Regions from separate parts of the Mus musculus genome. Here all the other regions are linked to region 3. The links are chromatin loops, found by intact Hi-C in ENCODE. Cell type or tissue: heart. All regions are shown on one strand. Links, peaks and the distances in the headings refer to the core of each region. The heading gives the core; the rest is flanking DNA.

The links. A loop is a pair of places that touch in the nucleus more often than their neighbours do. Peaks named below come from ENCODE experiments on the same cell type or tissue, not always from the same donor. Only the 100,000 strongest peaks of a DNase experiment are listed, where the experiment ranks them.
Region 1: a loop joins it to region 3, with 5 times the contacts of the local background. A loop is called at or near these places in 2 of 42 quality-filtered maps.
Region 2: it touches region 3 in a loop (3-fold over the local background); 3 of 42 quality-filtered maps call a loop at or near these places.
Region 4: it touches region 3 in a loop (3-fold over the local background); 2 of 42 quality-filtered maps call a loop at or near these places.

Annotation. Positions count from the first base shown.
Region 1 is chr5:38,901,563-38,909,398 of GRCm38, forward strand. No RefSeq gene overlaps it. Among named protein-coding and RNA genes, the nearest start is that of Clnk, 29 kb to the left of the region's middle. In heart, for the core only: no CTCF peak of the experiment used is centred there; a DNase peak (open chromatin) is centred at 1,549.
Region 2 is chr5:38,892,868-38,900,703 of GRCm38, forward strand. No RefSeq gene overlaps it. Among named protein-coding and RNA genes, the nearest start is that of Clnk, 20 kb to the left of the region's middle. In heart, for the core only: no CTCF peak of the experiment used is centred there; a DNase peak (open chromatin) is centred at 6,454.
Region 3 is chr5:39,123,018-39,130,853 of GRCm38, forward strand. No RefSeq gene overlaps it. Among named protein-coding and RNA genes, the nearest start is that of Gm46937, 45 kb to the left of the region's middle. In heart, for the core only: no CTCF peak of the experiment used is centred there; no DNase peak of the experiment used is centred there.
Region 4 is chr5:38,878,408-38,886,243 of GRCm38, forward strand. No RefSeq gene overlaps it. Among named protein-coding and RNA genes, the nearest start is that of Clnk, 5.6 kb to the left of the region's middle. In heart, for the core only: no CTCF peak of the experiment used is centred there; DNase peaks (open chromatin) are centred at 3,504 and 4,014.

The DNA of each region.
Region 1 (7,836 bases), core at 334-2,833, 220 kb before region 3:
AAGACACTTTATTTGAGGTGAACCAAGGGTTGTATGGTTTGGGGGTAGGGTGCGAGAATATCCAAGGAGGAAAGGTCATTGGCTGAAGGCTAAAGGCTACTGAGATGCCTCACCAGCATGAAGAGGAGTTCCAGGTGCTGGGTCCATAACTGACTGCCTGTGACGACCTGGTTGGAGGTCACCTGGTTACATGCTCCAAGGCAGGCATAGAAACAGGGATGAAGATGGCCCTGTTCCTGCTGGTCTCAGGATGAGATTCTAATATCAAGTTTTGAGATTTCTGGGGTTTGGAGATGCTTAAGCTTGCCCATTCCACACCAACTCCATGGGTGGCACAGTCCACATGCTATGCACTTTCTCACATAGTAAGCACATTTATAAGGCTGAGGGACTAGTATATGACCATTTATGAGGGTCGTTATTCTTCCTTTCATTTTCCCCTTGAACAAAATAAAAATATACTGTTTGAACTGGGGCAGGGACATATGAATGTGTAGGCATGGGGGTCTGAGGTCAGAATTATTGCTCGTGTGTTCCTGGCAAGACATCTTTGACGGTACCATATTTCTCTACTATTACTTCTGTTATTCTGAAGACAGAGCAATCATGGAAAGAAGAGGAAGAAGGAACTGGGGGGAGGGATCTGTCTCATTCTGTCCTTTAGCTGTGGTAATGTGCTCTCAGGTTAGAATATCAGATGTTACTATCTGAAAAGGAAGAGAATAGGAAGCACATAGTGGGTCTGCACACCTGTCCTAGGACCAAAGAGTCAAGTAGCTCTACCAAGTATCAAGTAAGTATGATATTATCTGAGAGACAATAATACTAAATTAAATATTTTTATTATTTTCCAGTTCAATTACTATAAATGTTTCTGGAGGCAAAAAATCATATTTTTTATTTGCAGGTATGCAAAGCTGGTATTCTGGGAAACTAAGTGGCCATAGACCCCTCAGATTCCAGCACTGAATGTTGTAACCTATGCAGGACTCTCCTTCCACGCCACTCCTGGTCCAGCAGAACCACTTGGTGCACTTTGAAAGTTCAGGGCCTCACACACACTCTGCCATCACCTAGCACATGATGCTGGTGTCATCATGCCTGCCACATCTCATGGGTGAGGACATAGTCTCAGGAATCTTAGGTCAATTTTAATTTACACAGCTAATTTCAAGTTTGTGTTTATCTGTTTATGAAACTCCTATTTCTGGGTCTTTGGATTCGTTATCCTGGGAAGAGAATAGCAAACAAGGCTGTAATTTTCCACCTCTCTGTAACCATGCCTTTATAATGGGATTTCACACATTTTCCTAATAGGAAAATAATGATTTTTTTCTTCTCCACCCTTCGAGTCTGGACGGCTTTGTGTACTGCTTTGGCCAGAAAATGTTTCCAAAGTGATGCTCTTGCCAGTTTCAAGTCTGGGCCACAAGAGACCTTGCAGACCTGCCAGGTAGCTCAGCAAGTAAACACCACCAGGCTACACAGGGAGGAGAGACACGGGGCCTGGGATCTCTATCATCCAGGATGCCAACAGTAGACAGATAAGGCCAATCCAGACCAGCTACCAGCAGCTCAGGCACATCAGAAATCCAGTCTAGACTTCCAACCAGTCAAATCTGAACCAAACCACAAGAGCTCCCATCCAAACCTCAAATCCCTAAGGCCAGTGAATGGTTATCATCTCAAGTCACTGGCTTGGGAGCTGTTTATTATGGAAGATTGTTGATAACCCTCATGATGATTCATTATCTAGACTGAAAAACTTCTGGAACAAAGGTATACTAATAAAGTGTCATTGGCTGGGATGTAACTAAGGGGATTCTTTGGTCCTAGGACAGATGTGCAGACCCACTATGTGCTTCCTATTGCCTTCCTTTTCAGATAGTAACATCCGACTTTCTAACACGAGAGCAGATTACCACAAAGCTTAAAGAACAGCAAAACTTTAAGTTCCATACCAGCACACAAGAAATAAGATACCAACAATAGCATTGACAACAACAACAACAACAACAACAACAACAACAACAACAACAGTAATAAATAGTCCAAGGTAATCTTCCTAAGGGAGCTACCACAGCATTTCCTTTGGGACTCTTGACTCTAGCTCTGGGCTCTGTATCCCGACATACCTCTGAGCAGAGGTGTGTGTCAATCAGATGTGTACCTGGGGTGGACAAGAACCATGGAAATAAGATGGAACTGGGAGAGCTGCAATTTCTCAAAAGAAGGAGAAAATAAGGTATGCTATAACTAAAATAGAAGGGGGAGATGAGACCAGACTGTGGTGTGAAGAAACTTTAGTAGCTTTGGGGCTATTGTTTTTCAGAATGTATTACATCATTGTCCTTTCTACTTATGAGAGCAAGGGCCTCTCTGCATGGACTGTGACTGATGGTTTTTAGCTAATTTAAAAATATTAACTGGTTCCATTTTCTCAGCATTTCCTGGACCAGTACTGGCCTTCTTCACATCTGAGAAGACTATGGCTTTGGAGGCTAGGGTCCTAGAGAAGATAGCACATTATTCATAGTGGAACTTGGTGAGTTCAACAACCAAGGCAGGACTCACCTTCCTCTCCAGTTGCCTTGTCCTTCCAGACACTTAAGGGACTTAGCACCAGAACTACCATAGGTATATTAATTATGACATCTCTTTACATTTGCTCCTTAGGATCAGATTATATCTTATCAACATTCTTGCATGCTCTTGGGTCCCCTTCACATATTACCTGCTCTGTAAAAGCCCAGTGAATAATTTGATAAGAGAACATTCTGGAATTGAAAGATAGGGGAGATTATTTAATGCATTGAAATTAGGTGCCCACTGCTATTAGAAAATGCTCTCTTAGGTATAAGGTCATGGTATGGCATGGAAAATTAGTAATATTTATAACCTAAGGGTGTAAATTAGTCTCACAAATGACCTCAAACTTGGAATTATGACTCCAGGCTCTTAGAAGAGAGGGAAACCTAAAGATTAATACAGATGCAAAATCCTGGAATACAAACTCTTCTCTCTGCTAAGGTTGTATTAGTAACCAAACCAAGTCTGAGACTCTGGCTAAAGTATCTTTGTCCTTTCTCACATAGCTTCCCTGATGTCATAGGCCCCAGGAGCGGAGAACATGCACAGCACTTTCCTCTGTGCTGAGTAGGGTGTGGCGCCCACTACAAGCCCAAGAACAATCCATTTCTCTTAGCAAAAACACATGCTTTCTTACTTGCGTCTTTAAGCCCATGGAAGACCTTTTAGCCTAATGCTACTGATTCATGGAACATTCTCTTCCAAGGAATAACTGCCAAATGATTTTGAAATATTAAAAATACCATATATGAGAACATAAAACAAAGTGTCTTAGAGAATTCTGGCACCAAGAGACTTAGAGAAACACACTGCTCATATGTTCTTCACTAAGTATTTTTGTTTTCAGAGATGAGTTCTGTTCTGCTTTTAAAAATGAAGGGTATTTCATCCTTTCTTGCTTTTTGCAAAATTCCAGGTAGGGAAACTATCTTTCTTAAAGACACTGAGTGGTGATTGAGGCTGTGAGGCCCAGCAGTCCATTCTCATCTCTTCTTCTAGCTCTCCCACTGAGAACTGGGGCACTTGACTTTTTCTAACTTTCTGGGATCTAGATCAACCTCTTTACAAAGGAAAGGAATGGAAACGGGCGATTTCTAAGGCCCCTTTAATGCCAATATTCTTCTGAAGTATTTACAAGGAACATTCCTGAACCAGTCCTGTGATCTCTAAGGTAAAAAGAAGATTTGAAGTGGGGAGCGATTTCAGCAGTGCTCTTGAGGATTCTGAGGTGAGATTCATTTACATATTTAACAGGATGTGAATTCAGAACTACTGGTCAAGGCTTCCGGAGACAATGGGTGTCACATTTCAAAGGAGGTGCTAGATAGACTATACCAAGAAGTTCAAAGCAGACGATCAAAAGCTGGATGGATGTTTTACCCACATGCAAGCTATCAAAAAGGACCAACAGACAGGAGAGAGGAATTTTGAATATGTATTTTTGGGAAGTGTAATGTTGAATGGTGAGACTTTTTCACTCAAAAAGAGACAAGAGAGGAGGTGTCTGATTCTCATACAAAGTCCAGTGATGATGTGAGTCTACACCAGACCCACCCAGAGAAGTTTTGTGAATGTTCTCTACAATGGGGAACAGGCCAGGGATTGGGTGGTTGTGGTGGTGGTTGTCGCCTACTGTGGAATCTTTGACAAATCAAAGAGTAGAAGACAAGGAACCAAGGTGTGCATGAATGAAACATAATGGAGTTGGGGAGTGAGCAGGAGAAGAGATTGCATTTTTTTTTTTTTTTTTTTTTTTTTTTGTAATTCTAGAGTGTCTCCGGATTAGGATGTGTGAGTGAGGTGTTTTATTTCCAAAGTGAGCATCAGGTCTAAGGGAAAGCTGTTGTGGAATCATCTCAGCTCTTGTACAAGATGTCTCCAGGATGATCAAGATTCAGGAAGGGAGAGGGGAGGAAAAAGATGGAAAATTAAGGGCATCAGGGCATCAGAAAAAGACCTCAAAGAATGCTGTGAGGTTGAGTGGGTCTCTGAAGATTAGCTTCTGTTATGATCTTCTTAGATGAAGTCACCGGGATTCTTACAACTGTTTCCATGGAAATTCTTTCCCATAAAATGTCCCTGGTAAGTCTCTAGAGTCAACTTGTATGTCAGATGTCTATCACGAATAGAATCAGAGTCCCTTCATAAAGGATCTTTCTGCCATCGTTATCAAAGAAAGGCCTAAACAAACAATGGGGCTTTACCAAATCATGGGTTGCAGAGGCTGTGCAGTGTTTCCTATTCATGTAGCAGTTAACACTGCCTTGTGGTTAATGCTAACAGCTGTCTGCATTATTTCTCAGGGCCTAAAGGCTGCTTTGGATGAAAATACTGTTGTAGGACATCTGGGGTGACTGGAGCAGATGAGAAAGCTTAGCGTTTCTGTCGTCATATCATGTTTGTCTCCTCAACATTTAAGTCATATTTTCTAATCTCTGCATGTAGACATCTCAAAGTGTCACCATTTGAGATATGCTTTGTCCAGAACTATTTTACCAAGTTAAATTGACCTAGACTTGCCAGTCTCTCTCTTTCTCTCTTTTCCCGATGTATCCAGAGACACCTTCTAGTCATCAACTCAGAAACACCAGATAAGATTGTGAGAGGGATGAGAGGCCATCCTGTAAAACCTCTATGTACTGCCAGGAAACACAAGAATTGTTATTTTTCTCTTTGTCACCATACAGCTTTCACTCATTACTCATCCCTGTATCTGCAACTCCCCATCCTGTTTGGGGTGACTCCCTGTTTGCTGAATTAAGCTCCAGTTTCAACCCAACACTCGTTGCTTAGATGTTGTTCTGTTGGTGAAGAGAGTCAAGACAGAACTAGTTCCCAGGTTAAGCTTAAACAGTGTGCGGAAATGAAGTTGGTTTGTGGTTATATCTAGAATGTTCTGCTCTGAAAAGTTCTGAAAAAGAGATTAGTTGACCATACCCTGGATTTTCTAAACTTATTTGCTGAGAAGAAATTCTTTACTTTTCCATACACAACCGGACAATGTGCTACTGAAAACAGATCACTTTAGAATATCTTTAGGGGCATACTTTTTGACTGCTTAAATATATTTAAATGGATATAAAGAGGGCTATTTTTTCACACTTCCAGCACCAGGAAGTGATAAAATGGCCTGGCATGGTGACTAGCACATGCAATCCCATGCTTGGGAAGCTGAGGTAAGATTGTTGTGAGTTCATGGCCAGTCTGGGCCATGGTGTCAATTTGAATTCAGACTGGAGTATAAGTTACAGAGTGTAACAGATCCTGTCGCACAGCAAAGCAAAGCAAAGCAAAGCAAAGCAAAGCAAAGCAAAGCAAAGCAAAGCAAAGCAAAGCAAAGCAAAGCAAACAAAACAAAACAAAACAAAACAAAACACAAAACAGACTGATGAATTATTCTGAGCATTTCATTCATATATTAGACGAATATGTATAGTCTTTATTTCCATGTTCATACCCTATCAATTTTAATCAAATTTATTAATCTTGTATTTGAAAACCTTGATTTTTTTTTGGGGGGGATGGGTGGTTTAAATGGTTAGTTCTGAAAGCAGTATTACAATTCCCTTCAATGTTGGTGTCTGAACTTCCAGCTATTTTGCTGTATATATTTTAGAAGTATTTGTTAGATCTTTTCAAGTTTGGAAATGGTATGCTTTCCTGGAAAATTAAATTTATTTGTATAATTTCACGACCCTTTCTTTGTATAATTTCACGACCCTTTCTATCACTACAAGGCCTTGTTTTAAAATCTACAGATTATCCAATGTTATTGTAAAAAAAAAAAAAAGAGGGCTATTTTTTGATTTTTGATCCAATGGTCAAAATAACCCTTACCATATAAACAATACATTTCTGATCATTACATGTAGTATATTTTAGTTAACATTTGTATGTTTATTGATACATGTGAGTTTATTTTTTATAGCTATTCTGGAGTTCAAGGGAAAATAAAACCTGATTACCAAAGTCCTGATTTCAATTTTCAGTATTTTGACAGATGGTCATATAATGTATTTCAGTTTCTGCTTTCGGAATTGTCATCAGGGAATCTAGAGAACACTGAAAACTGTTCTTTTTAACACCCGAGGAGTTAATTTTTATGTCTATGTTGAGACATTCTGATTTCAAGTCATTTATGCATCTTAAATAATTTCTCTGTCCCAAATCAACATTTATTCAGTTTTAGTATCAGAAATGAAGTACTCATGACTGAGATGGTTTCCATTAGAAATCAGATCCTTGGTAGGAGAACCTTTTGTATGTTAGCAGAGGGGATTGTCCAGAACCATGTTATCTAAGACATGGTATTTGGAGTCACAGCACAAGGAAACTTTAGCCTTGTTGTAAATAAAAGATGATGAGACTCTCTATAGATCTACTGAGTTGGAAGACATTGCTGTTTGGGGCTGTGACATTTACCGACTGGCTTCTTGTGTCAACAGTGTGTCACTAGACACAGACCTGTGGCTTTCACCTCTGCCCTATCAGGGTCCTGGGTCCAATCTAGCTAGCATTATTTTTCATAGTTCCAGTGTTCATACCAACACTGAAGATTCTGTATCCAACAGAGAAATTCTTCTCTTCTTGCCCTTTCATTTTCTTCTCTCCCTTTCTTCTTCATTCCCTTCCTTCTGCCTCTTCCTCGTTTTAAACTTTTATTAGCAACTAAGGATACCTAGAACATCACTACAAAGATCATATTCTTCATATAGCTTTAGTAATCAGAAATTTATTATCAAAAATCAACTAAGTCAAATTGCTTGCTTGGTGCTGATTGGAGAGGTCCTATGTCCTCAATCCAAGTAGTCAACTCTTAATTTACTCACTTTGACTGGATTCAGAAACACAAGTAGTGAACATTTCATTTCCACGACCCACCCCCCATTAGAATTTAGGATTCTGAGATAGTCAAGCAAATAAGTTAATTAGAGTTTCATCAATGAGTCAGGTGAGGTGAGAGGTGAGAAATTTTATATTCCTAAAGGAGAGAAGAAAACAAGAAGACTACTGCTTTAGGGGGATGAAGGAGATGTATTTTGTTTATTTCTTCCATTAAGGAGTCCCTAAACGTCTTGGATGCTGTGTTAAAAAACTTTAAAATTCTGAAGTACAGGTGAAGACAGAAATACAAAAAGAAAGAATCCATGGGTTCCTCAAGTTTTCTTTCAGTGTCTTGTGTCTATAGTTAGAAGCTGAAGAAACTTATAATGGAGACATATTGGCAATGATACAAGAGCCTCAAGC
Region 2 (7,836 bases), core at 4,971-7,470, 230 kb before region 3:
CACCACTATAAATTTTTATATGCCCTCCCCACCATGATGGACTGATACTCCCTGTTGCCACGAACCTAAATATACTCTTTCATCCCTCAGCTACTCTTAGATGATATTTGGCCATGGTAATGCGTGAGTAGGTAATGCTTTATGTGCCTGTGGGAGAATTCATTATTGTGTTGATTTATACAACCTTACCAGTTACACGCTGCAAGAGACAGATTTCAGTTCCCAGCTATGTTCCTTATCAATGCCAGAAGGACATGCTAGGCTCGGAGACCATTCATGAGTTCTCTGGCTCTGTGGCTACACACCGCAGGGTTATGGTGATGATTTGTAGAGTCTTTGATAGTGGTGGGCCGGGAACAGGTAACAATGCCACTTTCAAACTACTAATTCTAGGACTTGATGCACACACCACACCCAAGGTGTTTATAAACATGTTTTCTAGAGGTACCCTGTGGGCAAGGTCCATACTTGAGTTGATTCTTAGTCCCTGTGCCCAGTATAACTCGCTCAGTCACTGTTGGCTGATAAGTGAGTATGTAAGCAAGGAATCAGATGGATAATAGAAAAGTAAACTGTGCCATGCATGAGAGACAGATTTGGTCAAACTTCAGAAAGTCTGTGAAGCTAATTTTGTCCCTGGTGTTCTTAGCTTTTCTCCTTTCGTCTTCAAATCCACCTGTGCCTTCTGTCCCTTGACAGAGCTCCCATATACTCATACTTCTCAGACATTTACCCTCTATGACCAAATCCTTAAAGGGAAGATTGGGCAGTACCACTGCACATAAGTGGCAGAGGGATGGACACTCGTGACGCTTACTGCTGTGGTTTTATGTGTTAACTTGGTCTATTATGAGGTGTCCATATTTGTTCATGAGTTATTCTTGTGTGCCTACAAAGGCATTCCTTAGTGAGATTTATACTTATTGTCTTCCCTGATTGGGTGGCTGTGGGCTCCTCCAATCACTTCAACACAAGAATAGAATAAAAAGACCGAATAGGAGGAAATGCTTTTGCTTTGCTTGCTCTAATTGGGATAGTGGTGTTTTTAGCCTCCAGAGTAAGATGGGTTGACGCATTAGCTATTCTTTTGTCTTAGAGTTGCTGACTTCTTTTATTATCAGTTCCCTTGGTTCTTGGGACCCTGGATTCAGACAGGAGCTCTGCCCTGGGCTCGTCCTGCTTTCCAGTTGGCTGATTGAACAGCTCAGGGCCCTTTTGACTTTCAGCCTTTTAATGAACCAATTCCTTAAATTCTCTCTTTCCCTTTGATCCTCTTCATCTGGAGGACTTTAGTGCCCTCGTGGTATGAACAATTTAATTTTAGCAGAGATTAGAGAAGAAGCGAGTTTGGCAGAAGGAAGGGCCATGGCAGGATTTAATGTGAAATGAGATAGAAGGAAAGTGTCTACTTCAGGATTGAAGTGAGTGCTAATTGAAACGGTTATTACATGGTCTATATAATGCACCTGCCTTCATAATATGCAGCAAACACAATGGGTTGATAGCTTCTTCTAAAGGAAGCCAACATCACTGCTGCTAAAACAATAGCTGGAGTGATGAACCCTCACTAAAATCTAGGTTGCACTCCAATGCCAGGAAAGCATCCAGTTTGAATTTACAGAGACTCTGGGATTACCATTGGTTTGCAAAGAGGGCTTAGGTGGGATCCTATTACACATTCACAGTGCTTCATGCTTTCCCAAAGCTTAACACTCATGACCTCATTCAGTCTCAGAATCTGACTTTCGATAAAGGCATTATTTTTAACTTTACATATAAGCAAGCTCCAGCCGAAGAGAAGTGATATGTTAATATGCAGAACGAACAGGGGGCTCCTGCGGGAGCTGACACCTCCTGACTCCAAGCCATGTAATTTGCCCTTTAGTTTGTAGAGGTGGCTCCTAACGGAGTTTACAGCTTCAGATTACGTGGGGAGCTGGTAAAGACGAAAGGGAATCTGCCTGTAGCGATCCCTGTGTCTTTCATGGTCTGTGTAAACTATGGCAAACTGTCATATTCAAGTGCCATGGTAGAATCTGCATACTGATCTGTGTGTCATTATAGCAAGGCTTTGCACTCAGGGATACATTACTCAACTCTTTATTGTTTGAAAGAATTCAGCAGGTAGAGATGATTCCTCCTCTCTGGGATGTCTATCACTTTCTGCACCTGTGAAAGGTTTTTAAATCTCCTCTCCAACATTTGCCTATTCAAATTGTTATAAACTCCCAATTCTCCTATTTCCACCATAAACTTGTCTATGGAGCTGTTACTACCCAACATCTCTGCCTACGAGTATGGTGTTTTCATTTAAGTTGTCAATCTTTTGTTGTTTTGCAAGGAAATGCTTAAAAATTAGCTACAGGTATTGTCCCATTCTAGGGTTGGTTTCATCCATTGCTTGGGCACAGAAGCCAAGATACTCAATGTCACCTCTTATCTCTCGCCTAGCCAGTGTAGTGGAATGGATTCTGGTAACCCACTGGCCCCTCTGTGCCAGGATATGAATTGGATCACACAGCTGAAGACCAGCAGCCACTGTAAACCTTCTCTGAACTCCTTGTAGTTATTGAGACTAGTGCTGGATGCTGGGATGATAAATAAATCATGGTCTCACAGGATTTGCTATGCAAGGAGAGACAAAATAAATGGACGATTTGTCCCATAACTGAGAGCATGGAGCTGTGCACAAGGGGTTGGGGCTGACAATGAGAGTATTCATAGTCTGCTCCTTGTGTTTGCTCATAGTCAACATTCATGTTGTTTATTGTGTCTAGCAGAAGAGTTGCGTTAGATTTGTCTGCCTGATACCATTGACTGAGCTTAGTGTCATTCCATTATACAAAGGGGCGGGGGTGGGTGGGCTGGGAATCAGAAGAATGAGGTGAGGCCACCCAGTGTGTTCACAAGTCTAATATTGATCCTGTGTTCACACTTGTAACTGCTTACACCATCTCTGGAGTGGTTGGCCAGTAAGAGGTCAGAGGGAAATGTGTTTCATGCATGCTGAGGGCCCTCTTCAGGAGCCAAGAGATAAGATGGTAGGGCAGTGGACCCCCCAGCCCCCTTGTGTGTTAGTTTGACAGATTTCTTCAGATCAAGTTGAGTACTTCTTAAAAGAATCCTCCCAGGGCCCTACCCAGAGCAATGATTAGAATCTACCTCTCAAGTGCAGGGCTCTATATTCTGAGTGACCTCTCTTGGTGACTCACATTCCCATTACATCCTGAGAACCAGCTTCCTAGTTCATGGTGGACTGAGAGAGAAGGGCAGGGGATGCTCTTATAGTTACCATCCTCCTTGAGTGGTACTGTGTCTTAAATATGGATGATCCCTGTAGGTTCATGTGTTTGACAACTTGGTCCCTAGTTGGTGGTGCTGTTTAGGTGATGGAACCTTGAGGAGGTGGACTTTGTTGGGGGCTATAATGTCACTTGGGGTGGGGCTTTGAGGCCTTACAGCCTCACCTCACTTCTTGTTTCCCTTCTTACTGCCTGTGGATACGTTGTGAAAGGCTGCTCTCGTGCTCCTTCACTGTGCCTTCTTTGCCATGACAGACCCTAGCCTTCTTGAACCATAAGTAAACATAAACCTTTCCTACTTTTAAACTCTCTTGTCATGGAATCTCATCATAGCAGTAGAAAAGCAACTCATGTGTCTGAAATGATCGAGGAATCTTTATCTTTTACAAGCATCTTTCACATCATCTCTCAACTTATGATGCATTTCTGCCACCCCTAAGTATCTGTTTACATGGTTATAAAGGCAGTCTTCAAGAATGCAGATAGTACATAGGTGTGGAGACACAAATATCACAAGGTGAGGCCTTACAGGTCAGCCTACTATCTTAGCTCATCAAGGGAACAATTCACTAACTTCTTACCTTGAAGATAAGAAGCAATTGAATTTGACCCAGAGCAACAGGGTCTGAATTTAATTTGCCACGTCATCATTTAGAGGAGATCTGGAGGATATAATTTGTGTGTGAAGGCATGGAACTAGGAAGGAAACAAGTTGCAAGCCCTCACCATTGTCCATAAGCCAAGGGACAGAATGACAGTGCGTGTAAGATGTGATTGATTGGGAGAAATGGCACTAGACAGGTCAACTGGGCCATTCAATGACAAAAAGTGTCTATGGTCAGGTTAGAAGGTTGACAGGAGCAACCCTGGAAGAGCAGACAGGAGAAGATAGCTCTGCCAAGGATTTTTAGGGCCAGTGGTCCTGAAAGGGTCCACCCATATGACATGTGTAGAGTAGGGACTGTAGACTAGACAGTGGTTCTGGGAGAAAATATTCTGGATTTAAGAGTCCAGCTGTGTTTACAGCAATGGATTCTGGAAGAGACTGACAGGTGGCCAGGTCAGCTGGACACCAATATTTCACACTGCCAGTTCTTGTACAGGTGCCTGGAATTATGCCTGCAGCCAGGCTTCACACTTCAGCTGGGGGAGTTAGCAGCCTTAACTGAATTACTATTTATAAACCATCCAAAGTAGTTGCTGGAACTTAGAAGCCCCTGTTAAATAAGTAAACAAACGAGACCCATCTGGATTGCAGCTGAGCGCTGTTTTCTCACTTGACATGGATGGTTATGGGCAGAAGTACAGAGAATCAAGCAGAGAAGTCCAGGGCCCAGGAAGTCAGTGAGAAAGGACTATCTAAAAGGATGGAGGTGCTTTGCAGAGCCCATGCAGCCGATGGAGAATTTCTTCAAGAAGATGGGCATTGGCAGTGATTCAACAGGGCAGAGCAGAGCCTGACGATGATACAGTAAAAGCCTGAAAGTGGTTAGTCACCTTTGAATCCACCCCAAGGTGAAAGCTCTTGACTGCATTGTGGAATCAGTAGTGACACTAGTCAAATGTCTGTCTATCTATCAGACGTGGTGGATTTGGCTTTAGAACTGTAGCCAGAGGAGTTAACCACGCCTGTTAGCCATGTGTCAGAAGCGAACCATTCTCTGGTCCATTCAGTGACTTGGTATATTTGTTACTTTTCTTATTGCTGGGACAAATACCTCACAAAAACACCTTAAAGGAGGAGAGATTTCTCTGGCTCCCATTCTGAGGGTGCAGTTCTTCACGAAGAGAAGCTGCAGCCGCAGGAGTATGAGATGGATGGTCACACTACATCCACAGCTGGGAAGGGCAGAAAGGCAAATGCTGGCTGGTGTTCGGTTTGCTTTCTCCTTTCTTATTCAAGTCCCAGACCCACAATGGTGTCGTCACAGTTAAGTCCCCCCACTTCAGTTCTAACCCATTTAGAAAATCTCTCACTGACATGTCCAGATGTTTGTCCCCTGGTGATTTTAGGTCCTGATGGATTGACAATCAATATTAACCATCATAGTAATTGCTCATAGGAATTGCTCATAGGGAATCTAATAAATGGTCAATGCTGGCCTTTGCAGGGGACAAGAGGTGAACTGTATGGCTGTTTTATAGGAGAGACACTCATTCAGGTACTGCCTTGATGTCTGAGCAGGATTAGCCTATGTCCTGTGTCTTTGTGTTTCTCACCCAGAGGCTATTTGTTAGCTGTTATTCTCTTGTGTAACATTGAGATGTGCTCACAGGGCAGTCTGGAATCTTCTGTAGAGCAGTGTTCTGTGGGTCTATGTCATTCAAACTCTAAGCATGTGGCACGAAAACATAGAGAAGTCATCATAACTTCAGTAAGTGCTCTGATGAAAAGGTACATGGGCCCTGAGAGGATGCAACAGGGAGGGGCAGGGTACTTCCTGAAACTAGGAGGTAGCTGGGAGTGGTGGTGGTGGTGGTGGTGGTGGTGGTGGTGGTGGTGGTGGTGGTGAGAATGCCAAAACATGAAGAGTTGAAAGGAGACTTTAGAAAGAATAGGAGGGGGCTAGAGAAGAGAGACTGGAGAAAATTCTGGGTCATGAGGAGGAGGGAGAAGAGAGGGCTGGAAATGGGAGGGTAAGGAAGGACAGAATAAAGGGAGGGAGAGAGAGAGGGAGAAAGGAAGAAAGGAAGGAAGAAAGGTAGGAAGGAAAGAAGGAAGAAAGAAGAGATGCCTCTCCCCTAGTGAGCAGAGCTAGGTCCTCTTCATTATTTCTCATGTCAAATTCTGCTTTCCTTTAGGCTCTGTAAAACGCCATTTCAGGAAGTCATGTTTTCTGGTTTGCAAAATGACTCATGTAAAAAAAAAAGTCCTTTTGTTGTCATTGGCATTAAAAATAAATTCAGAATAAAATAACTTGGAACCACTTTTATTTTCATTTTTTTTATTATGGAATGATGGAACTCCAAGTTTAAATTTTCCTATGCTGTTTTAGAAATGAGTGTTGTCTTGCTGACGGATGCCAGCTGCCAACCTCCAGCCCCTGGGAACTATGCTGTCTTCAGCCCTCCCTCTATCCCCAGTGAACCATATGCTGGAGGAGGTCCATGTCTGTCCCTCCAGACTGGGAAGGGTGGAGCTGCTGGTACACACAGCACCTTAGTTCCAGGACACGACACCTGTGCCCAGGGCAACTGGTTCACACAGAGTTTGCACATCAGCAGAGTAGAGCCTTCCTTGTCCCTGTTTGAGCAAGCAGACTGCTTTCTGCCTGGAGAGTTAGGAGAGAGTCAATTACCCCTTGAGGCACAGTTCTTTGAACTTAGAGAAATAAGTGATAATCATAGATAATGTCTAGTAAGTTGTTCAATACTCAGTGGGTTTCCAGGTCACAGAAGTCAAAGTAGACCCACCCACTTCTTACATAATCTCTTCCTGTCTTAAATATCATACTAAATAGGCGCTTTTGGATTAGAAAACCCTTGAGCACATGGAGAACAGAGGGGATCAGTAAATCCTAGGAAGTAGGGCCAGATACTTCTCATGGGTGTTCCAGAGTAATGTTTCCAAGCATCAGGGCTCTAAATTCAGATTCTGGTTGCTGTTAGGCTTTGCTTTTGGACACGAGTCTGTGGGGGAAGATGTGAAGTTTCTGAGCTCTAGTGTGCTTGAGACTTAAAAGGACAATATTTACCTTGGTCATAGCAAGGATAGGGAGGCTTTCATGGAGCCAGTGTCACTGTGGTACCTAAGTGCAGAGAGCAGGGGTGGTTCAGTCCAAGTGTAGGGAGTGGTGCCAGGCAGCTGCCTCCATAGACCTTGCAAAGAAGCAGGGAAGATTTTGGAATAGGCATCCAGGGAGGGACAGAAGGCAACAAGAAAGGTTTGTTTATAACCCACGATAACGTTAACATATAAGCATATGGAAACCATCCGAGGAGCAACAGGTACTGGATGGAGGAGATGGGGCTGTACAATTGTGGATGCTGAATCCCTTCTGTGCTATGTGCAGGAAGAGAACAGAGTCCACACTATGCGGTTAAAACCTCTCTGCCCTTCTCCAGACGGAGTGATGTTGGGAGGCACTGTTGATTCAGGCACTAGAACATTTCTGTAATAAGAAACTGCCCAAAACTGTTTGGAAAGTCAGAAATCTGAAATGGTTCCTGCTAGGCCAAATCCAGATGTGAGCTGGGTTGTAGTTCCCTGTTCATAGGAACAATTGATTTCGTTTCCCTTCTAGACTTGTTTAGGCAGTTCCCTGCTGAGGCTTATGATTTCTTCCCTGTTTTCAAATCCAGCAGTGGTAGATTTATTAATTAATAGAGAAGGTGTTACTATGCTGCTCAGGCTGGCCTGGAGCCCACTATATAATTCCAGCTGGCCTTGAACCTGCTGCAATTTCCCTGGTTTAGCTTCTTAAGCATTAGGATTAGAGCTGTGTGCTTCCACGTGACGAGGACCTTTCTCATGTTACTCTCCAGTCTCCTTGCTTTCCCTTTAAGGATCCTTGTGATCCTTGGTCCCCAGATA
Region 3 (7,836 bases), core at 3,045-5,544:
GAAGGATGAGCAGGAGCAACACCAAGAAAGTATAATATGAGATATGTTGAAGGCAAGAATCCAGTCCCTAGAGTACCTTTGCATTATAGGACCACACAATCATTGAATATGTTCTGGGTAACAGAGTTAGAGTTTATACTGTGGTTTTCCCTGTGACCACCCCCCCAAAATAAAAACCCTGTTTACACAAAACTGACTCCTTATAACCATATATTCTTTCCCATATGTAACTCTTAGTTTGATCTAAAGGAAAATCAAATTTCTAGTTTCTAAAAATAGTGTAATTTTACTTCATCTTATAGTTTTGTTATAGACACTCTGATATGGTCAGGATAGAGTATTTAGGAAGAGCCACCCTGCTTCTCAGCCACCCTGCTTCTCAGAATGACCAAACTAAAACAAAAACAACACCCCAAAACTACAATGTGGGTATGAGAGTGGTCAGTCTGCATAATGTGCATATGCAGAATTGTACAAAAAATACTTCCTCTGTCTTCTATTTTGCTGTCTCATTATTTACTTACACAATGATTTAAAATATAATTATCCAATGACTGTCTCTTGAAAAATATTTGACAGTTTTTTTTTTTTTGAGTCAGAGAACATCAGGCACTGGAATTCAATGACTGTATAGACAATGTGACAGGAAGAAAGCAGGAAGGTGTTCTCTTTAGAAGAATACATTATTATTATTATTATTATAGTTATTAAACAATTATGAAATTATCCACAGGAGTTCAGGACATAGGTATATAGTAAACATATATGATCAACCTCCATGGAGATACTGAAGAGCAAGGTTAGTTCTATGGCCTCTGTCAGTTTAACACTAAGTCCCATATATTTATTCATTTTACACTGTATACACACCATTCTGTGGTATAAGAGACTGTGTACTGTTTGGATGGAAAAGAGGCCAGCCAGGGAGGTAGGCTGGCCTCACAGACTCTCATTCACTACATGGTAGCCATGGGCAAAGGTTTCACATTGAGGTGAAAGGTTATCATCTATCCAAGGCACTCATGTTTTTCCTCTGGGGTTGCATCCAGTCCTGGAGATTTCTACTTGTCCTTCACATAGTAGGCTTGCAGGAGGAACTTATGGGCTGTTACTTGCCTTCCATTCCAGTACTAAACACATATAATAAACAGAGAGAACAATTTTCGATGGCGTTGTTAAGAAAATTCATCTAAGGTGGCGAGGTCACTAAAGTGGGGAAGTGTCTCCTTTGGTTGCTTATTTCTTCATCTTGTTACATTTAATTCACTTTTTAAAAAAAATCTCTGTGTATTCATGTGTGGGCACACAGGTTTGGATACATTATTAGCTCAAACTCCAGTGTGCCATTCCACATATGTAGAAGTCAGAGAAAAATCTTGGAGATAAGTCTTCAATTTCTGCCTTATTTCAGATGAGGACTCTTGCTATTCACTGCTGGGTAGAGCAGGCTAACTGGCCTGCGAGCTTCAAAGAATTTCCCTGTCTCCAACTTCTCATTCAGTTTGCTATAAGAACATTGGAAATACAGGTGTACTGCTATGTATCATTTTATGTAGGCACTCTGGGCCTGAACTCAGATTTTTATGTTTGTACAATGGGCACAAGCCATTGTACAGGACATTCTCTCAGCCTCAAATTCAATCTTTAAGATGACATACATTATAGAGTCAAAAAGACAAAAGAGAAAGAAAGAGAAGTCTACCCTTCCCTTTCCAGTAGCAGTCAGTGCGCTCCACTATTCCTCTAAAAGGCACCCAGGTTGGTCAACATCTTGTGGCATATATTACACATCCCATGTACACAAAACTACCCAAGCACAGGTTTTAACTTTTTCCCCCAAATGCAGAAAAAAACGAAACCAAGATTCTCCATCCATCATTTTCCATTTATTATATATAATAGTCTGCTTTAAATTGGCATAAAGGGCTGTCTTGTCCATTGTTAAGTGCAGCCTCATGTGAAGCAAAGGGAGGGTTCTGGTTTAATTTGCACCAGTTTATGTTAATGGAGATTTAGGTCATTATATCCCATAAACTGCTGTTAAAACAAAACAAAACAACAAAACAAAATAAAATAAAAACCAAGCATCATCGAATACTTTGAAATGGGCATCATTTCACAGGATGATCTTCAGAATAACTTTCTAAAACCGAAGTTGCCAATTCAAAATTTACTTGAGGTTAAAGTTAATATGATTGTTATCCATTTTCCCCTTGAAGCTGTTCTGATTTGAGCTTCTGTCAGCAATGAGTAAAAATGGTTTTCACCATGTGGGTATTATCAAATGATGACATCTCTGTGAACAAAATAGACTTAAGATGATACTCTGAATTTTTACTTGACTTGTGTTCATTTGGGTGTGGCTCACACTGTTATAAGGATCACTTACTTCTCTCAGAACTGCCCCTGAACACTGTTAACTCAATTTTCTGTTCTTGGTGATTTTTTAAAAAAATTATTTCTCAATGCATTTTAGGAGATCCTTTCATGTAAGATATTGACTATTATGAACAAGGGTTTTCATGCTATAGTGTGTTCATATTTTCCCTGATGTGTTTCTGGCACCCTAGCTTTTGTTTGGACTATTACTTTCTCTTGTTGAACTTAAAATGTATGTAGTCATATATTTATACTGAATGAGGCTTGAAGGGAGGAGAATGATTTCAGAGGTTTCTATTGAAAAGTAAGTGATTGATGGATGGAACATCAGAGAAAGTGTGGGAATTACTTTTTGGGTGATGGGGCATAAGATTGAGATGGGCAAGAAAAGCAGAACAGTCTTTCCTGGAGCGATTAGAAGAATGTGAGAAATGCCAAGGATAAAGTATGCCGTAGGGAAGTGGATGGAAGGAAGTGAATGATCACACACACACACACACACACACACACACACACACGTGCACGCATGCACCAAGTAGAAGGAATGGGATTAAACAGGTGTCCACAGACTTTCCAAATCTATAAATGCACTTGTGTTGGTTGGAAGATCTGAATATGGCTAGGGTAAGACTAACACAACATGAATGGTCTTAGTAAAGGTCCAGTTGCAAGGAGAAATCAAAAAATGGAGAAAAGTTTTTCCTGATGCTTCAGCCCTATAGGGGAATAGCTGTGTAGCACTGGAGTTAAAAAGACTCTCTAGGGCAGAGATCTGTCTCAGAATTCTCTTCCATTTTCTAAGCCTCAGGACTTTCATTTGTTAAATTAGTTTATTCAACTCAATTAATGGTATAAACTCTAGTGACTCTAATATTTCATGAGTCTGCACTGCCCTGGATAGCATCCTGGCAGACTGGAACTTTCACTTTCAGATCCACAGTACATATGCATGGGAAACCCTAGCATACTCACCAAACTCTCAAAAGGGGTAGACCAGATCTCCTGGTTGGCATGGAGCCATCTTCCAGGAGAGTCTTTGAAATATTGACAGCCAAATTGGATCAAGGCCCAGATTTAAAAGAAATCAAAAGCCTAGCCTTAAATAAAAACCAGCTGGAAATACAACTATTAAAAAAGATGGGGCGGGGGGGGGGTGGAGCAAATCCTGTAGGCTTGGACCTTATTGCACATGTAAAACACAAACACTAGCAGCCAAGATGCAGACTTTCTGTAGTCTTAATAGGAGAATTTGGGCAATCATCTTGATTTGTGTAATGAGAACCCGCTGTTTCAACATGTTTAGTCTCATTAACCATGAGTAGGAAGAGGTGTATTTTATCTTGTGGTTGACAGAACTGTGGCATGCTTTTTCCTGATAGAACTTGGAGATGGAGTTGGTACAACTCCTTCCACACCATCGATTTAATGTTCATGTCAACCTTCAATGTGTTGAGTCATTGCCTGCATTTACCAGAGGGTCAAACAATTTAAAAAATTTATCTCTATATATGACAGACCTGAAATCCTTACAGCTAAAGATCCCAAAACAAGAGTGGGATTTGGTTTGGAATCATCACTATAGCTGGGAGTTTTAGGCTCATGTATACATGTGGGTCAGGGACTCCCAGACTCAGCAGTACCAATGGGTACTGCGTAGGGATGGATCAGTCTTTGTCACAGGGAACTGTCATGTGCACCAAGGATGTTTAGCAGCGTCCCTGGATTGGTCTGAGTACCTCCTCATTCTGTGGCAGAAGCCAAAACTGTCTTTAGACATGATAATTATCCATCCCCTCAACAGGAATTACGTCATTATAATGAAACGTTTTGCTAAGCATAAAGTAATGCTGAGGAATAAAAAAAGTTAAAATCACAAAAATACATATTATGGATGATTATTGTCAAAATTATACAAATAATTTTTCTTAAAGTGAACTTGCTTTTATTTTATGCTTGGATGTCTTGTTGCATGGTTGTCTGTGCATCATATGTAAGGTTAGAGTCCCTGCCAGCCATAGAGGGGTTCGGTTCCACCAGAACTGAAGTTACAGGTAGTTGTGAACTACCATATAGATGTTTGGAACAGAGCTATGTCCTGTGCAAGAGCATCCAGTGCTCTTAACCACTGTCAATATCTCTAGCCCATACACAAGAACACATGGAGCCTATATATATCATGGGGAACTCCACAGAGTCCGAGCAGGGTCATCTTATGAATGTCATTGTACAAAGGAGACAGATACTACCAAGACAGGGAGCTGATATTTAAAGTCACATACAGGTAATGTTTGAGACCACAGGAGAAATACCACAGTCTGCAGGGTCAGAGGGAAATGTAGCACACAGCAATTAGGAGTTAAGTTTCACCTACAAGAAGGCCATGCTAATAGTTGTAAACCACAAAGTGCAGCACAATGGCCAGAGTACGCAGCAAAGACATTAGAAAAGGAGAGCAACACTGAAATCCACAAGGCAACAAGGTCTGCTGCTGAGCAGGAGGTTTCAGGAGGCGCAGTCATATATCAGAGACTACAGCTAGCTTTAAAGGGAGGTTGTGGTAGAGATTCAGTGGCAGAAAATGTTCACTTTCCAGATGGGGCTCCCCTTTGGCCTGACCTGAATCAGAAGCTAAAGAACAGAATAGATGGGCATCTTCCTCAAGCAGCGATCCTCCCTACTCAAGAGCAGTAGGTCTCAGTGGGAAGACAGAGAGTGACCATGTCAGAGAACAGGAGCAAGAGAGGGATCTCCTGATATGTAGCCCAATGGAGTAGTGAAGGTGTTTTACCCAATGCTGCAGTTTGTCTCTCTGTGCCAAGCAGTGCAGTGTGTACTCTGCCAACTAAAATGTCAATGGCAGGTATAACTTGCTCTCATTTTCATTGAAGTCTGTCTCTTCATAGGCATTGACAAGTGTCTCTGTAATAGTGGAATGTCAAGTACTGGCAGGTTGGAGTTGTGGGTTCCCCCCGACCGCCGCTCTGAATTTTAAGAATCCTCTCATAACCCAAGACCATGTGCTTGCATGTATATGTAGACTAATTTATCTTTTTCAGTTGAAAGTAATTGTAAACAAATTCTCTGTAGTTGCAATTTGCCTGATTATTCTTCAACTGCGTCACTGGTAAGGAAGTCCTGCAGACTCAGTCAGACATTATCAATGGATCATTAGCCCATTAATGACTTTGCTGCAAAACTCATCCTTCTACTGTGGGATAAGAGAGACTTTAAATATGATGGCCACTTCCTGGCACAGTGTTGATGTTCTATGTATATGTGATGTCCATGTCAAACGTCACAAATCGATTACAGCATGCTCATATAGGGACTGGCATGGATAAGGGAATAATTTGTAATCCTTGTCTGAAAATGTACTAGTGACATAATGATATAACAGTGCTCATTTGGTCTGCATGCTCCAACTGGGAGGTTATGCACAGATGGTTCAAATTTACAGAGCTAAATTTAAAACATAAACAAGACTTATTGTTTCTTTCACAACCACCAACAGCACCTACTATGTATCAAGACTGTGGATAGTGAATACTGTTCAAACACAGAGGCTATGATAAAGGAGATGTGTTTACAGCTCAGAGTGATAAGCAATGTCAATCATGCTTGTGACTTTAGACCTACTTTAACAGATGTTATACTCACATCTGTTTCATCTGGAGCTACATTGCACAATGTGCAATTTCCAAACTCAAGAATACTATTGGGATGATTTCCACATGGGGCTCATGATTCTTGGGAACAGTCTTATCTGAGTTTTTCTCATTTGCCATTAGAAAGCTGACTATGACTTAATCCTCTGTGAGGAGGCCAGAAGATATTCCCTTTGACCTCAGGAAATGACTTTTCCCTTATTCTGAAATTATTAATACAGACAATCTGGAAAGGATTTAAAAGGATTATTTCATTTTATTTATTTACATGGTCATCATCATCATTATTATTGCCACATTTAATATTTATTGAATGTCAGGCAACCTTGGGATAATAATAGTGTGGCACAGAGGAGAGATGGTGGTCTTACATTTACAATGAGTCTCTGGAGTGGGAGTAGAAGCCATGAGATGCTTTTGTGGAGCTGACTCCTTTTTATGGAAACCACTGGGCTCAGAACTGTAGTAGCCTCTATAGTGCTTAACACTGCTGTGCTCAGAATCATTTTGAGAGATGTTTTTCATCTCTGTACAAAGCCCCAGTGTCTTTAAGCCAGTCTCTGTTGAACTAAATGCTGATTATACACAAGTCCTCTTTCTAGGAACTGGTGCTAGCTTTCTATAAGATAAAGCTAGTATCTATTTCTCAGCAGGAAAGATAACAGTGTCATAATCAGAGATAGAAGGTCAGGAATAAAATAGTGATTTGGGATGTGTGTTAGCAACTCAAGTCTCAAGTTTCTAAACTGGTTTCAGAGGGAAAAGAAAACGAGCCAACACAAAGAAAGCACAGTTCTCATTCCGCAAGTTTGGGGGTGACAGTGGACATGACACCATTGGCTGTGCTCTCCTGAAAGGATTGAAATGAAATGCAGTGAGATGGACAAAATCTTGTGGATGAATTTCAGGAGGGGATGGAAATGACAAAAACGAAGCAGCTCCGAGGAATTTGTCTCTGTAGTGTAAATGCACGAAAATGTGATAGACCTCTGCTTCCTGCCTTGGTATATGTGGTCTTCTCCTCTAGTTTGAAACACTTCATTCCGACATGAGAATCCATGTGCAGTGGCAAAGCCAATTCCTGCACACTCCATCTGTGTGTGTATGTGATATCTAATTGAGGACTGTGGATGTGATCTAAGTTAGTGCAATCAGAGTTTGCGTTGCTTTGGCTTCAAGGACAGGAGAGCTCATTGTGCTTGTGAATAGTGTAGTGTGTAGACAGGATGCATGCATTTTTATAAGCAGTGATAGTTGGAAGCCAGATTCATTAGGAGTCAGAGTTTCTAAGAGAAATGAAGCGGGAATTCTGAGTTTGTTATCTTTGAAACTAAGTGTGTCAATGATACTTTCAGGGGAGACAAGTTACACATTGTTATCATTTCCAGTCACTCTAGGTGCTCCTAGATGCAGTCTTTTACCATGTAGACATAGAACATAGCTACTACAGCCTTAACCACACACACACTTACAAATGACAATTCTCTTTATGTGGATATCCCAAAGTGTCCACCCTATGTCAATTTCTGCAAATTAGAATTATATGTTTCCCATTCTTTCCTCTTTCCTATTGAGACTTGGAAATCTCTTTCTCCCTTTACAGCTCAGTGTGATCACCCCTTCTATATAACCTAATCCAGTCTTGCTCCTTTCAAAAATCATTCCTTCTTTGCTCTTGTGATATTATAATTATAATTTATAATTATAATTCTCAGACCAAAAGGATAACATGGTTTCTGTTTGGGTGTTCATGGGATTTTTCTTTTCTATAAGGTTATCTCCCCATCCCAAG
Region 4 (7,836 bases), core at 2,074-4,573, 250 kb before region 3:
CTTTTTTGAAATAGAAAAATAAGTAATCCCAGTTCTTTGGGGGGATAGAGAGGAAGCAGGATCCGTAGATCAAGATCATTTTTTATGATGTGGTTTTGAGCCAACCTGGGCTGCATGAAATTCTGTCTCAAAAAGCAGAGAACAATTACTATCTGCCAATCATGCTATTAGATGCTAGAACACAATTGCATTAAACACATACCTTGCTCTTTATCTCTCATAGTTTACTTTTTTGAGGAGTCAAAAATGGACAAACTTTACTAACAAAGAACTATTGATTTCATCCAATACAATGAGGTGGGCCTGCTTCGACAATTTTTTGTTCATTGGCTCCTTCTGCCTACTACATGCCAGGCATTGGGTCAGATATAGAGGCTCAAAGGTAAAAGAAAAACAATATTGCTGCTTCATGGGGATAATAGGCCAGAGAGGTATTAAATGAGAAATGCTAAACATGGTAGCTCTTTTGAGATAGGAAAACAGAGGTTCTCACATGTGTGTAACAGGCTAGTTATCGCCCACTCTGGGTTCAGAAAATACTTCCTTTCGGGAGGTGATGATGAAAGCCAAGGTCTCCATGATGGGTGAGGATTTTCTAGACCAAATGAAGAGAAATAAGGGAAATGAAGGATGGAAAGAAATGAAGAGAGGGAGGGAAGGAGGAAGGAAGGCAGAGAGTGGAGAAGGAAGGAAGATAGGGACAGAGGGATGGTGTGGGAAAACATCTGGAGCCCAAGAGTTGTATATCTGAATGCCAGGAGGATAGCCAAGCTCTCCTGAGGAACCTACAAAGCAACAAGTTACAGGAATGCAGAAGAGACAGGAAGATGCTAGCCTGGAAACAGCCAGAACAGGGCAATACTCACTCTGCTGAGGACCACAGCCCACATTTCCTCTTGGCTGCTATCACTCAGGCTGAACAGGCGGTCCTTCAATTTGTTGTCCTTTATTTTATACTAATTGCTGCAAGAGTTCTTGCCTCTTGACCTCCATCCTCCCTCCCCACCTGCATGGTCAATTAGGTCCATGAGCCTTGAGTCACCAGAGGGTAGTTCAGGAAAATTCACTAGAGTCTGGGTTTGAACACTCAGGTTCTGAGGATCCAGCTGTATTACTGAGGGGATGCCTGGCTTTGAAAGGAGCATAATCCTTTTTTTTTTTCAACAGGAAGCCTGGGAATGAGGGCCTGCAGTTGGAGGCATGTCCATCTCACCAATGGACAAATAATAGGCTACATATGTGGAGAGGAGATTTGTAGTACAGCAGAGCTCTGCATGGTACAGTAGAGCTACATGTGAGATGGGAGAGGATGGCTCTGTGCTGTTGCATAATCGAGAGAGTTAGATTCCTGTGTCAACCACCTAGAGCCCAGCCAAAGAGGGCAACTTTCCACCCACTCCAACTTTTATTATGAGTTCACTGTCCATTAAAATTTACATCTTAATGTATACTTAAAATTATTTTTAACCTTTTAAATTTTTACAGACCTCCAAGAAGAAGGACCAAATCCAGAGCTGTGATGTAGAATGTCTTCTTGGTCCCTGCATTTTTAGAAATGGATTTCCAGTGAGTAAGTACTCTGGGCAGATGCAAACTTGGTTCTACTTTCAACTTTTGCAATTTCCTTTTCTGCTTCTTCTTTATCTTCGTCTTTATCCTCATCTTCTTTTGGGAATAAGAAGAAGTTTAAGTGTTAAAAGAAACGGGGAGTTCTGAGTAAACACTCTGACACCTCTTGGTATTCAGTTTCCTGCTTGCAGCTGGTGCTGTCTGCCAAGTCCAGGCTCCTGTCAGGCAGCTGGTCTTGGGCTGCTGTCAAGCGCTGCACTTGCACCGTGAAGCTTACACGCACTCATACCCCGCAAACTCGAGTCAATTTTCTACATCGTCGTGGAAGAGGGGTGGTGTTTATTGGAAGAGCTTGTCTTTTTCTAAGGACTGTCTACTCAGTGGATCAAAATCACACTTAAAAAAATTGCAAGAGAAATCCTGCGTAGAACCTGACTTAATTAGCACTAGCTTTCCTGATTTATTACAGTTTAGCATCTGCTCATTACTGGTGCCTCAGGCAGCTGGACACTGGGCACAAGTCAGAGAGGGACTCAGCTTTCCCTAATTGTGTTCTCCTGTTATCTCCTATCCTGTGGTCCCAGGGTGCACATTGTGAACCTTCAGCCCACCGCAATTAACTGTGCTCTCTTTCACATCACAGTCCTGTCTCCCAAAATGGAGCATTTGTGTTTGAATTTAAGCTTAAGTGTCCTCCTCTGCTGGATTTCAGACATGCTCAACTTGAGCTGGTTCTGAGACACCACTGGATACTTTCTTACAAAGGTTAAGTAGTTACCAGGAGAAAAGCTCAAATTTGAATGGGCCTGATCTCTTGGAGAACACTGTGTATCTTAAGAATCTTAAGGTGTTTCCAGTTGCTGGCTCAGCTGCCCTGGCTAGCCATCCCACGGAAAAAGAAGAAATGGTACATGGATATGAGGACTCCTCGCAGGAGCTTACAGTCCCAGCAAAGGGCAGTTCAGAGCACAACACAATTTCTGACATGTATTTTTCTAGAATGGCTGTATTACACCCATGTTTAAGTCCTTTGGAGCTGCCAGGGGAAGAGGTGATAAGTAAGGGCAGACAGAGAACGTCCCTAAAATCTTTGCCTCACACCATGTTCACAAGTCCACTATTGAAGTTATAGCAAGCTTCTCCAGAAAGGTCTCATGGGTTAAGTGTCAACACTTCAGTTGAGTCAATAATTGCTCTTGGCACTTCACATAGGTTCATGCTATAATAAAACAGTAAGTCTAGCTGGGCAGTGATGGCACATGCCTTTAATCCTAGCACTTGGGAGGCAGAGGCAGGTGGATTTCTGAGTTTGAGGCCAGCCTGGTCTACAGAGTGAGTTCCAGGACAGCCAGGGCTACACAGAGAAACCCTGTCTCAAAAAAAAAAAAAAAAAAAAAACCAAAACAACAACAACAAAAACCAAAAACAGAAACAACGCCCCCCCCCCCCAAAAAAAACAAACCAAAAACCAAAACCCAGTATGTCTAGATGGATACCACTGTTATTTCTGGTACACATTTGAAGAAGCAGATTCAAATGTTGCAAGTTCTCCTAAGATGAGTGAGTGATTCATTTACCTCCAAGGCCCCCATTGTGAGGACTGGAGGCTAAAGGCACTTCTGTCCTGCTACACGGCATGGGAAAGGCATGTGGCTTGACCTTGGGAAATGCCAGTAGCACACAAACACAAAATAGACACAGCACAGTGCCATGACAGAGTGAAAGAGGATAAAATGAGAGGTTGGTCAGGACATGGGCACTGGCAGATTTACCCAAGATAACTTAAGCTTCAATCTATGCAGAGGGAGCATGTGAACTGAGTGAGATCTGACTGCAGAAAAGGAGCTAACCAGAGATTACTCCAGATGGAAGAGATCGCTAAGCAGAGGGAACACCAGAAGAGGTCCCCAATTTTTGAGTTTAAGCATGACTGATTACAAAATCCTGGCTGGTGGCTGTCTTACTTACCACCCCAGATGCTATTACAGTAAACCACTCAGCAGCTGCTGAACTGAACTGATTATAGCTTAAAATTGTTGTTTTTCATTCATGAGACTACAGAGCTCTATCGTGGTAAATGACCTCACAGTGCACTGGAGAAAGCTAAGGCAGAGGTCAGACCCAAGCATTTTAACCCAAACCTGCTCTTGGCATGCCTCTTAATGCTACATGGTAACGACACCCAGAGCTAGCCATTTTTCTTGAGCAGAGCCTTGTTTAGACAAATCTGGCTAGGGATGTGACATCATCCACAAGAAAAAGAAAATCTGCTATGGGTTGTTTGCCAAACATTTTTCCCTGAGGTTAAAAACACTGTAGTATTTTTAAACTATGCAAGCAAAAATCACTCCCCCACCCCACCCCCCCTGCACACAAGGACCCAGTTCTTGCCAAGATTGCTAAATTGGCAGGGCAAAGGGCCCCACACCATCTGTCCTCACATTGGCTGAATTCAGGTCTTGAAGGAAGAGTTGGATTAAGAAAAAGAAAAATAGCATGGAATATGGCTGAGGAATCCCATGATAGACTCTCAGGGTGAGCACTCACGGTGAACAGGCTGCAGGTAGCCTGAAGACAGACTCAGAATAGAGAAGGAGAGGAAGGAGGCTGAGGTGAATACCTATGGTGGACCTGGCTCTGTGGTGTTATGGAGGGATAGGACTGCTCACCTCTCTCCTTCATTCTCTGTCTTTCTGTCTGTCTGTCTGTCTGTCTGTCTGTCTGTCTGTCTGTCTGTCTCTCGCTTTCTGTATAAAGGAGAAGGAAATCTTGGATACTTCCCTGTCTTTAAGGAAGTCAGGAACATTATACTGGTATGAATAGCACAGTCACATTTTCAAAGCTCTTGCCTACACCATGCATTGCTTCATTTGCATTTGAGGCTACACACCCCCATCCTCATTATAACATGGCTCAGTGGTTAAGAGCACTGACTGCTCTTCCAAAGGTCCTGAGTTTAATTCCCAGCAACCACATGGTGGCTCACAACCATCTGTAATGGAATCTGATGCCCTCTTCTGGTGTGTCTGAAGACAGCTACAGGGTACTCCTATAAATAAAATCAATAAATCTTTAGAAAATAAAAAGACATTTGAGATTTAAAGATACTCATTAAAGAATCTCATCGGGACCCTGGAGCTGGTGGAACACTGAGCAAGGATGGGCTCTCATATCCAATCTTCAGAACACTTGTCCCAGACCTGGCTTTTTTCGGTCTTTGAACAGAAGAAACAAAGGCACTGTGCAGTGAAGCATCAGCACTGAATTCTCGTCAGCAGACAGGCTGAGACCTGATCCCAAGTCTCCAGGTTTTATATGGATCCTAGTAAGGTAAACACTCTCTAATTCTAGGGTCTCTTAGGGAGCAGTAGGGGCATGGCTCCTTAGCTAATGGTCTTCTGTACATGCCAGTGCAGCCATTGTAAAATTAGTGTGGACATTAAAACTAAAGAGTCAAATGGCTGGGGCTGAAGAGCTGGCTCAGCAGGGAAAAATACCTGCTGCCTTTTTGCAGAGGATGTGGGTTCAGTTCCTAGCACCCATATATTGCTTTACAACTGTCTGTAAGTTCAGGTTCACGGGATCTGATGCTTCTGGCCTCTGTGGACACCCGGACTAGCACAGTTCTCGTGCATATGTGCAGGCACTAACAATGAAATGAAAACATCTTAAGAAAGGCCCAGTGCTGGGTGTGGGAAGCACTTTCAGAGTTGGCGTTGGTCAGTAAGGTCCCATAACACCCCTTCCTCCATGCACTATTGCTCTTGCTCTTGGTTACCTTCTTGGACTTGAGGGTAAGTCCCTATTGCTAAGGACCACATACATGAGTTAGAGCATGGCGAAATTTATAAGCTCCATCCCTATAGGTTAGCTTTCATAATGCTGAAAAGTTCTATCATACTACTGGGGAAGAAGGTTCTCTATGGCCTTTGTATCAGCTCTGGCCTCCAGGTTCCAGCCCTGCTTTAATTCCTGTTCTGATTTCTTCCGGTGATGGATTGTAATTTCAAAGTGTGAACCCAATAATAGATCCTTTTTCCCTCAACTTGATTTTTGGTCATGATACTTTGTCACAGCAATAAAACCTAACTAAGATAAAGTGGTGTCAGATTTGGGCATTGCTACGATATATATGCATGACTGTGCTTTTGTTTGGAGGGATGTTGATTTTGGAGTTTTGAATTAGGAAAGCAATGGAATGGTTTAAGCATAGCAAGAACATGGAATTACAGTCTTGTGAAGATTATTTGAAGTGCTGGGGGCTTGGCTCAAAGGTTTCAGAGAAGAATTTTAGTATGTTGCCTAGAGATCATTCTTGTGATATTTTGGTGAAGAATGTGGCTGCTTTTTGCCTTTGTCTGAAGAGTCTGGCCGAGGCTCTAAAGTGAAGAGTTTTAGATTAATTATGTTGACAAAGGAAATCTCAAACAAAGCCTAGCATAGACTGTACTGTGGTTTAGTCTTATGAAGAGCATTTTGATCAAGCCTAGCAAGCTTAGAAAGGAAAAATACAAAATGTATTCTTTAAGGATTGAAGGGACACCAGGAAGTGAAATGGATTAAATAATCTCATTAAGGATATTAAATAGGATTAAGGGGGTGGTAGCCTTGGGGCAAGATGCTACCCAGCTAAGCTTATTGTTTATGCAGTGACAGTTGTAAGAAGTTATACCATGTTAGGCATTATTATGGCCTGGTTAATGTTTTCATTTGGACATAAGGAGATATGGTTGTGTGTCAAATTGACAAGGGATGATTTTTGACGATTATTCACAGTCATCAACTTGACTATATCTGGAGTGAGCTACAATGTAGAACTGATAAAGATCTTGTGAAAAGGAATTAAGGAAAAGCTTAGGTCCAGGCATTGTGGTATATGTCTTTAATCCCAGCACTCAGGTATGCAGATTTCTGAGTTCAAGGTCAGTCTACAGACCAAGTTCCAGGACAGCCAAGCTTAGGTAGTAAAGGAAATCACTGAAAGCAGAAAGTTGGTGACGATATTCTAGAACAAAAGGTCCATGTTCCAGGTACAGCAAATAGCAGAACTCAGCAGCTTTGGCCATATGGGTCTGGCTTTAGAGTAAAGAATAGAAGGGGTTACTATGGCAATCGTTGCTAGTTAGCTGGAGCTAAGAAATTAATGGTGATTAAGATGAGGCCAGTATCATTGAGGCAAAATCTTCTGGGAAGTATTTTCTGAGAGCACAAAGAAGCTGTGGTCCAGAGATAGATATCCTGCTGGCAGCCAGACTTGGTAATATGTAAGAATCATACAGATAGTACTGGTTTTGAAGGTGTGAAGGAGTCATGGAGAGTAGCTGAGGTTTGACACTGTGTGAGATCAAGAGAGGCCATTGGTGATGGTGCAGCCCAGGACTGAAGGTGTCATGCAAAGAAGTTGAGGCTTGGCACCATGAACAGAGTCTATGAGAGGCTGTTGGTGAAGCCTTTGAGCTTTCCTATGCTCAAGCTCTGCCCAGTGTGGAGTAGCCTCCTCCTGGATGCCCTGAGAACAAGATATAGTACTGTTGGCTTCTCTAGCATTATGTCTGTCTGCAGGCTGTCATGCTTCCTGCTATGCTGATAATGATAATGCTGATAATACCTCTGAAACTGTAAGCCAGCCTTAATCAAATGTTTGCCTTTATAAGAGCTGCCTTGGTCATGGTGTCTCTTCACAGTGATAAAATCCTAAGATAATGTCCATCAACAAATGAGTGAATGATGAAAATGTGATATGTATACACAATCTAATTTTATTCAGCTACAAAGAGAAATTAAATTCTAAAATTTGTAGCAGAATGGATGAATCTGCAAAATGTTATATTAAGCAAGGCAATCCAACCTAGAAAGGCAAATATTCAATGTTTACTTTCATATGTGTATTCCAGTTCTCCTCTCTCTCTCTCTCTCTCTCTGTATGTATGTATGTATGTATGTATGTATGTATGTTGTATACACAAGTGCATATATGTATGTGGAAGCCAGAGGTTAATGTTGGCTGTCTTTCTGGATTGTTCTTCACCTCATTTTTTGGGACAGTCTCTTAGTGTATCTGGAGCTTTTCTATTCTACCAGACTGCCTGCAATGATCTAATGAGTTCCAGGAAGCCATGCATCTCTCTCTCTCTCTCTCTCTCTCTCTCTCTCTCTCTCCTCCCCCAACCCATGTTTGGGTTACAAGATGCATATGGGCATGCAAGGATATCCTTGGGTCCTTATGATAGAGGCATTTTTATGACCAAGCTGTCTCCCCATCTCCCC